2 separate regions of the Homo sapiens genome follow, and region 1 is linked to region 2. A link is an interaction called in ENCODE POLR2A ChIA-PET data of the cell type or tissue named here. Cell type or tissue: OCI-LY7. All regions are shown on one strand. Each heading gives the region's core, and the rest is flanking DNA. Links, peaks and the distances in the headings are about the cores only. Region 1 overlaps ELN (elastin). Region 2 has its middle 12 kb from the start of RFC2.

Region 1 (2,903 bases), core at 167-2,666, 220 kb before region 2:
ACCAACTGCCCCAAGCAGCTGCCCAGGACATGAGGAAATCACAGCTGAGTACCTGGGTTCCTTTATAACATAGTAGTGAAGGCTGCATGGAGGAAGCCCCATGGACCAAGGAAGCCCAAGGGAGTCGCTTAACTCAGCAGGGGTTCAGGAAGGCATTCTAGAGGAGGTGGGTGGGGAAATTTGACCCCAAAAGATCCATGCAGTTTTCAGGAAGGCTGAAGTGAGAGGATCCCTTGAGCCCAGGAGGCTGAGGCTTCAGAGAGCTATGATCATGTCACTGCACTCCAGCCTGGGCGACAGAGAAAGACCTCATCTCTTTTGTTGTTCTTGTTGTTGTTGAGACAGAGTCCCACTCTGTCACCCAGGCTGGAGTGCAGTGGCTCAGTCTCAGCTCCCCGCACCTGGTGCAGTTGATCTCAGCTCACCACAACCTCCACCTCCCCGGTTCAAGTGATTCTTGTGTCTCAGCCTCCCAAATAGCTGGAATTACCAGTGTGCACCACCACGCTCGGCTAATTTTTGTATTCTTAGTAGAGACGGGGTTTCACCATGTTGGCCAGGCTGGTCTCGAACTCCTGGCCTCAAGTGATCCACTCACCTCGGCCTCCCAAAGTGCTGGGATGACAGGCTCAAGCCACCGTGCCCAGCCACAAGACCCCATCTCTAAAGGGAAAAAAAAAAAAAGAGCCATGCAGTTTTGTCAGAGCTGTCTAACACATTAACCTCGGCACACAATCTAGTTCTGGTACTTAGGCGCGGTGGCTCACGCCTGTAATCCTAGCACTTTGGGAGGCTGAGACGGGCAGATGGCTTGAGCCCAGGAGTTCGAGACCAGCCTGGGCAACATGGTAAAATCTTGTCACTACAAAAAATACAAAAAAAAAAAAATTTGCCGGGCACAGTGGCATGCACCTGTAGTTCCACCTACTTGGAAGGCTGAGGCGGGAGGATTGCTTGAGCCTGGGTGGTTGAGGCTGCAGTGAGCCAAGATCGCACCACTGCACTCCAGCCTGGGTGACAGAGTGAGACCTTGTGTCAAAAAAAAAAAAATCCATTACCGGTGAGCAGTGCTCACATGGATGTCCTGCAGGCATTGATGTCTGGCAGAGAGCGGAAGAGCCTCCAATGTGCTTCCTGAGTGGGGCACAGCCAGGCAGGGCCAGAGCGTAGGAGTCTTCATAGGTGTGGTAGCTCAGGACCTCACCCCATCCTCCCCTCCGCAGGGCTCGGCGCCTTCCCCGCAGTTACCTTTCCGGGGGCTCTGGTGCCTGGTGGAGTGGCTGACGCTGCTGCAGCCTATAAAGCTGCTAAGGCTGGTGAGTGGTGCTCTTTGGGACATGCCACAAGCCCTCTGGCTTCCGTGGGGCCCTCCGCTTTGCAAAGAACCTTCCCTCAACTCAGGCTTGGGAGCCGGGTGGGTGGGATTGTCAGTTGCAATCTACTGGGGCTCAGGGAGGCAGCTAGCTGTGCCCAGTCTGAAGGTGAGTTAGTAACGGGGCCAGACCTCAATGCTGGGCCCTCAGCATGCAGCCCCGGGCCCTTCTGCCTCCCCACTGTTCCTTACGCAATGCCTCACCTGTCCTGGCTCTGCAGGCGCTGGGCTTGGTGGTGTCCCAGGAGTTGGTGGCTTAGGAGTGTCTGCAGGTACGATGGCTATCCCCGAACTCCCTGGGTCAAAGTTGCAGGCCTGGGTGGAGCCAACTCTGATGCAGCCCCTTCTGTGCCAGGTGCGGTGGTTCCTCAGCCTGGAGCCGGAGTGAAGCCTGGGAAAGTGCCGGGTCAGTGCGGAATCCCTGGGGCTGGAGGACAGAGGGCAGGGAGGGGCAGAGGGCAGGGAGGAACAGAGCCCTCTCCATGCCACTGCACTTGGGGAGGAAGGGCAGGGCCTGGCTTCAGTCGGGCAGAGAAACTAGCCAGGCTGGTGCCTGCGTCTGTGAAATGGGGAGGAGGGGCCTGGCCCACTTCCCGGGCCCTTCTCCCGGGATCTTGGGGTAGAAAGAGACGGGCTCTGTGGCAGGCTGTCGGGCGACAGATGGGGAAACTGAGGCTCAAAGAGGCGAGTCAGTGTGGAAGGGCCTGCAGCGAGTCCCGGCAGAGCTGGGGGAGCCCCGTGTCCTCTGACTCCCCATCTGGTACTCGTTCTGCCCCACCAAGCCCTTTAGGAAGTGACTTCAGGTTAAACAAAAGACTGCCTGAGTCTACGCAGCAGGGAGGGACATCTGGAAGCTGTTAGCCAGAGGTGGGCTGGCCCAGCCATGTAAACAGGCTCCAGGAGACGGAGATAAATCCACACACCGAAGAGTTTGCAGATGACTTCCGAAACTCGTGGGAGGAGGGTTGTGGCCACCCCACGTCTGTCCCTGGCTGCCCCTGTCGGGCACAGAGGCTGTGGGTTTGAGGGCCTTGGAGCTGCCTGGGTGGGAAGGGCTGGGGAGGGGTCCCTGGAGGCTGAGCTGCTGCTAGTAACTTTGCTTTCTTTTGGCCACAGGTGTGGGGCTGCCAGGTGTATACCCAGGTGGCGTGCTCCCAGGTGAGAGCAAGGAGGGAAACAGGGACTCTATAGGAAGAAAGCAGCCAGGACGCAGTGGCTCATGCCTATAATCCCATTGCTTTGGGAGACTGAGGCAGGAGGATGGCTTGAGGCCAGGAGTTTGAGACCAGCCTGGGCATCATAGTAAGGCCCTCGTCTCTACAAAAAAATTTAGCCAGGCATGGTGGTGTGCACCTGTAGTCCCAGCTACTCGGGAGGCTGAGGTGGGAGGATTGCTTGAGCCCAGAAGGTCCAGGCTGCAGTGAGCTACGATGGTGCCACTGCACAGCAGCCTGGGTGACAGAGCAAGACCCTGTCTCAAAACAAAGAAAAAGAAAAAGGAAAAGAAAAGCAGCCCCCTCAGCCTCCCTAG
Region 2 (2,903 bases), core at 225-2,724:
TGCCTTCTTTGAAAACGAAAAGGGTACAGGACTTTTCCTGATGGTATAGAGGTCAAATGTTTATGCATCATGATGTGGGCTGACCCCAGAGACGATGGATGGGAGACAGGCTGCTCCCCCCACACTATACGGCCTAGGTCATAGGCTGTTTGGATTCTTTACTTCTAATTTTAGTCTGTTTACTCATCTAAGCATTCCCTCCTTCCTGTCCTCAGTGAGCACATCAGCCCTGACCTTCCTGCAACCACTTTTTTTTTTTTTTTTTTTTGAGACAGAGTCTCGCTCTCTTACCCAGCCTGGGGTGCAGTGGTCCAATATCGGCTCACTGAAACCACTGCCTCCCGGGTTCAAGCGATTTTCCTGCCACAGCCTCCTGAGTAGCTGGGATTACAGGCGCCTGCCACCATGCCCAGCTAATTTTTTTTTTTTTTTTGAGACGGAGTCTTGCTCTGTCGCCAGGCTAGAGTGCAATGGCGCGATCTCGGCTCACTGCAACCTTTGACTCCCTGGTTCAAGTGATTCTCCTGCCTCAGCCTCCCGAGTAGGGATTACAGGCACGTGGCACCACGCCCAGCTAATTTTTGTACTTTTAGTAGAGACGGGGTTTCCCCATGTTGGCCAGGATGGTCTCGATCTCCTGACCTCGTGATCTGTCCGCCTCGGCCTCCCAAAGTGCTGGGATTACAGGCGTGAGCCACCGCACACCACCTAATTTTTGTATTTTTAGTAGAAATGGGGTTTCACCATGTTGGCCAGGCTGGTCTCGAACTCCTGACCTCAAGTGATCCGCCTGCCTTGGCCTCCCACAGTGCTGGGATTATAGGCATGAACCACCATGCCCGGTCACCTGTGGCCCCTTCTAAATCTGATGAGGGGTGGGGGACTAGAGAGCACCAAGCTCAGTTCATTTTATCCCATTTATCCCTCCACCAATGGTGGATGAGAGCCAAGAATGCATTTTTTTTGGTTTACTAATCTCCTGTGCAAATATATACATGTAAATATATCACAGTAATACATATTACATGTATACATATAAATATATTACATGCAATAGATATTACATGTATATATATAAATGTATTACATGCAATAGATATTACATGTGTATATATATGAGTGCTATTTCAATTTGCTTTTTTTGGAGACAGGGTCTCACTCTGTCACCTGCTGGAGTGCAGTGGTGCAATCACAGCTCAATTCAGCATCAACCTCCTGGGCTCAGGGGATCCTCCCATCTCAGCCTCCCCAGTAGCCAGGTCCACAGGCACACATCACCATGCCTGTATTTTTTGTAGAGATAGGGTCTTGCTATGTTGCCCAGGCTGGTCTTGAACTCCTGGACTCAAGCAATCCGCATGCCTCGGCCTCCCAAAGTGCTTGGATTATAGGCGTGAGCCACCGTGCCCAGCCTGTTTCAATTTTCATTGTCTTGTAGAGCATTTTACTATGTGTGTCGACCTTTTGTAGTTCCTCTTCTGTGACTTGTCTGCCCATTTTTCTTTTCTCTACAAATCGTACATTAAATTTGTCAGTTTCTAGCAATGCTTTAGAAGTATACACTCTTTGACCCAGAAGCCCGCTTTTAGAAACTTGTCTTACATAAATGCTTACACATGTGCACAAAGATATATATGTACTAGGATGTTCATTGCAGCAGCTTAGAATGGGGGAAGAGGGGAAGGAAATGAGATAAATGCCCATCAGTGTCAGAATGCATAGGTAAATTATGGTACATTCATACTATACAGTCACTGAAAAATGAAGGCTGTCTGCCTGTACTGACAGGGAAAGAGGTCTCTGTGACCCCTAAAAAAATACAGTCCAGAAAAAGCAGCATAGACTCCTGATAGAATCCTGTGTGTGTGTCTGTGTGTGTGTGTGTGTGTGTGTGTTTCCCTCAAGACAGAGTCTCGCTCTGTTGCCCAGGCTGGAGTGCAGTGGTGCGTGCGATCTTGGCTCACTGCAACCTCCGCCTCCTGGGTTCAAGCGATTCTCCTGCCTCAGCCTCCCGAGTAGCTGGGATTACAGGCGCACACCACCACCAGGCCGGGGTAATTTTTTGTATTTTTAGTAGAGACAGGGTTTCACCATGTTGGCCAGGCTAGTCTTGAACTCCTGACCGCGTGATCTGCCTGCCTAGGCGTCCTAAAGTGCTGGGATTACAGGGGTGAACCACCACGCCCGGCTGTTTTTTTTTTTTTTTTTTTTAATGTTTCTTTGGGAGGCTGAGGTGGGAAGACCACTTGAGCCCAGGAGTTCCAGAGTAGCCTGGGCAACATAGCAAGGCTCTGTCTCTATAAAAAATAATTTAAAAAAATTATTAGGCCAGGTGTGGTGGCTCATGCCCGTAATCCCAGCACTTTGGGAGGCTGAGGTGGGCAGATCACTTGAGGTCAGGAGTTTGAGACCAGCCTGGCCAACATGGCGAAACCCCGTTTCTACTAAAATACAAAAATTAGCCAGGCTGAGGCACGAGAATTGCTTGAACCTGGGAGGCAGAGGTTGCAGTGAGCCAAGATCATGTCACTGCGCTCTAGTCTGGTGACAGAGTGAGACTCTGTATTAAAACAAAAAAAATTAGGTGTGGTGGTGTGTGCCTGTAGTCCCAGCTACCTGGGAGGCTGAGGCAGGAGGATTGTTGGAGCCCAGGAGTTCAAGACCAGCCTGGGCAACATGACAAGACCCCATCTCTAACAACAACAACAAAAATTAGCTGAGCATGGTAGCATGTGCCTGTGGTCCCAGCGACTTGGGAGGCTGAAGTGGGAGGATTGCTTGACCCCAGGAGGTCAAGGCTGCAGTAAGCCATAATTGCACCACTACATTCCAGAGCCTGGGCAACAGAATGAGAGCATATCTTTAAAAAAAAAAAAAAAAAAAAAATGCAGGGTCAGCGGGCT

Evidence for each region. ChIA-PET counts read pairs that join two places held together with the same protein. Peaks named below come from ENCODE experiments on the same cell type or tissue, not always from the same donor. Only the 100,000 strongest peaks of a DNase experiment are listed, where the experiment ranks them.
Region 1: POLR2A ChIA-PET joins it to region 2 with 5 read pairs; 2 of 35 experiments call an interaction of 5 or more read pairs at or near these places.

The regions. Positions count from the first base shown.
Region 1 is chr7:74,041,391-74,044,293 of GRCh38, forward strand. It overlaps ELN (elastin), which reads left to right. Exons shown (of 33, transcript NM_000501.4): 6 at 1,224-1,316; 7 at 1,594-1,644; 8 at 1,728-1,778; 9 at 2,489-2,530. Among named protein-coding and RNA genes, the nearest start is that of ELN, 15 kb to the left of the region's middle. In OCI-LY7, for the core only: no CTCF peak of the experiment used is centred there; no DNase peak of the experiment used is centred there.
Region 2 is chr7:74,265,091-74,267,993 of GRCh38, forward strand. No RefSeq gene overlaps it. Among named protein-coding and RNA genes, the nearest start is that of RFC2, 12 kb to the left of the region's middle. RefSeq lists an enhancer at 1,195-1,244. In OCI-LY7, for the core only: no CTCF peak of the experiment used is centred there; a DNase peak (open chromatin) is centred at 1,671; H3K27ac peaks cover 789 bases.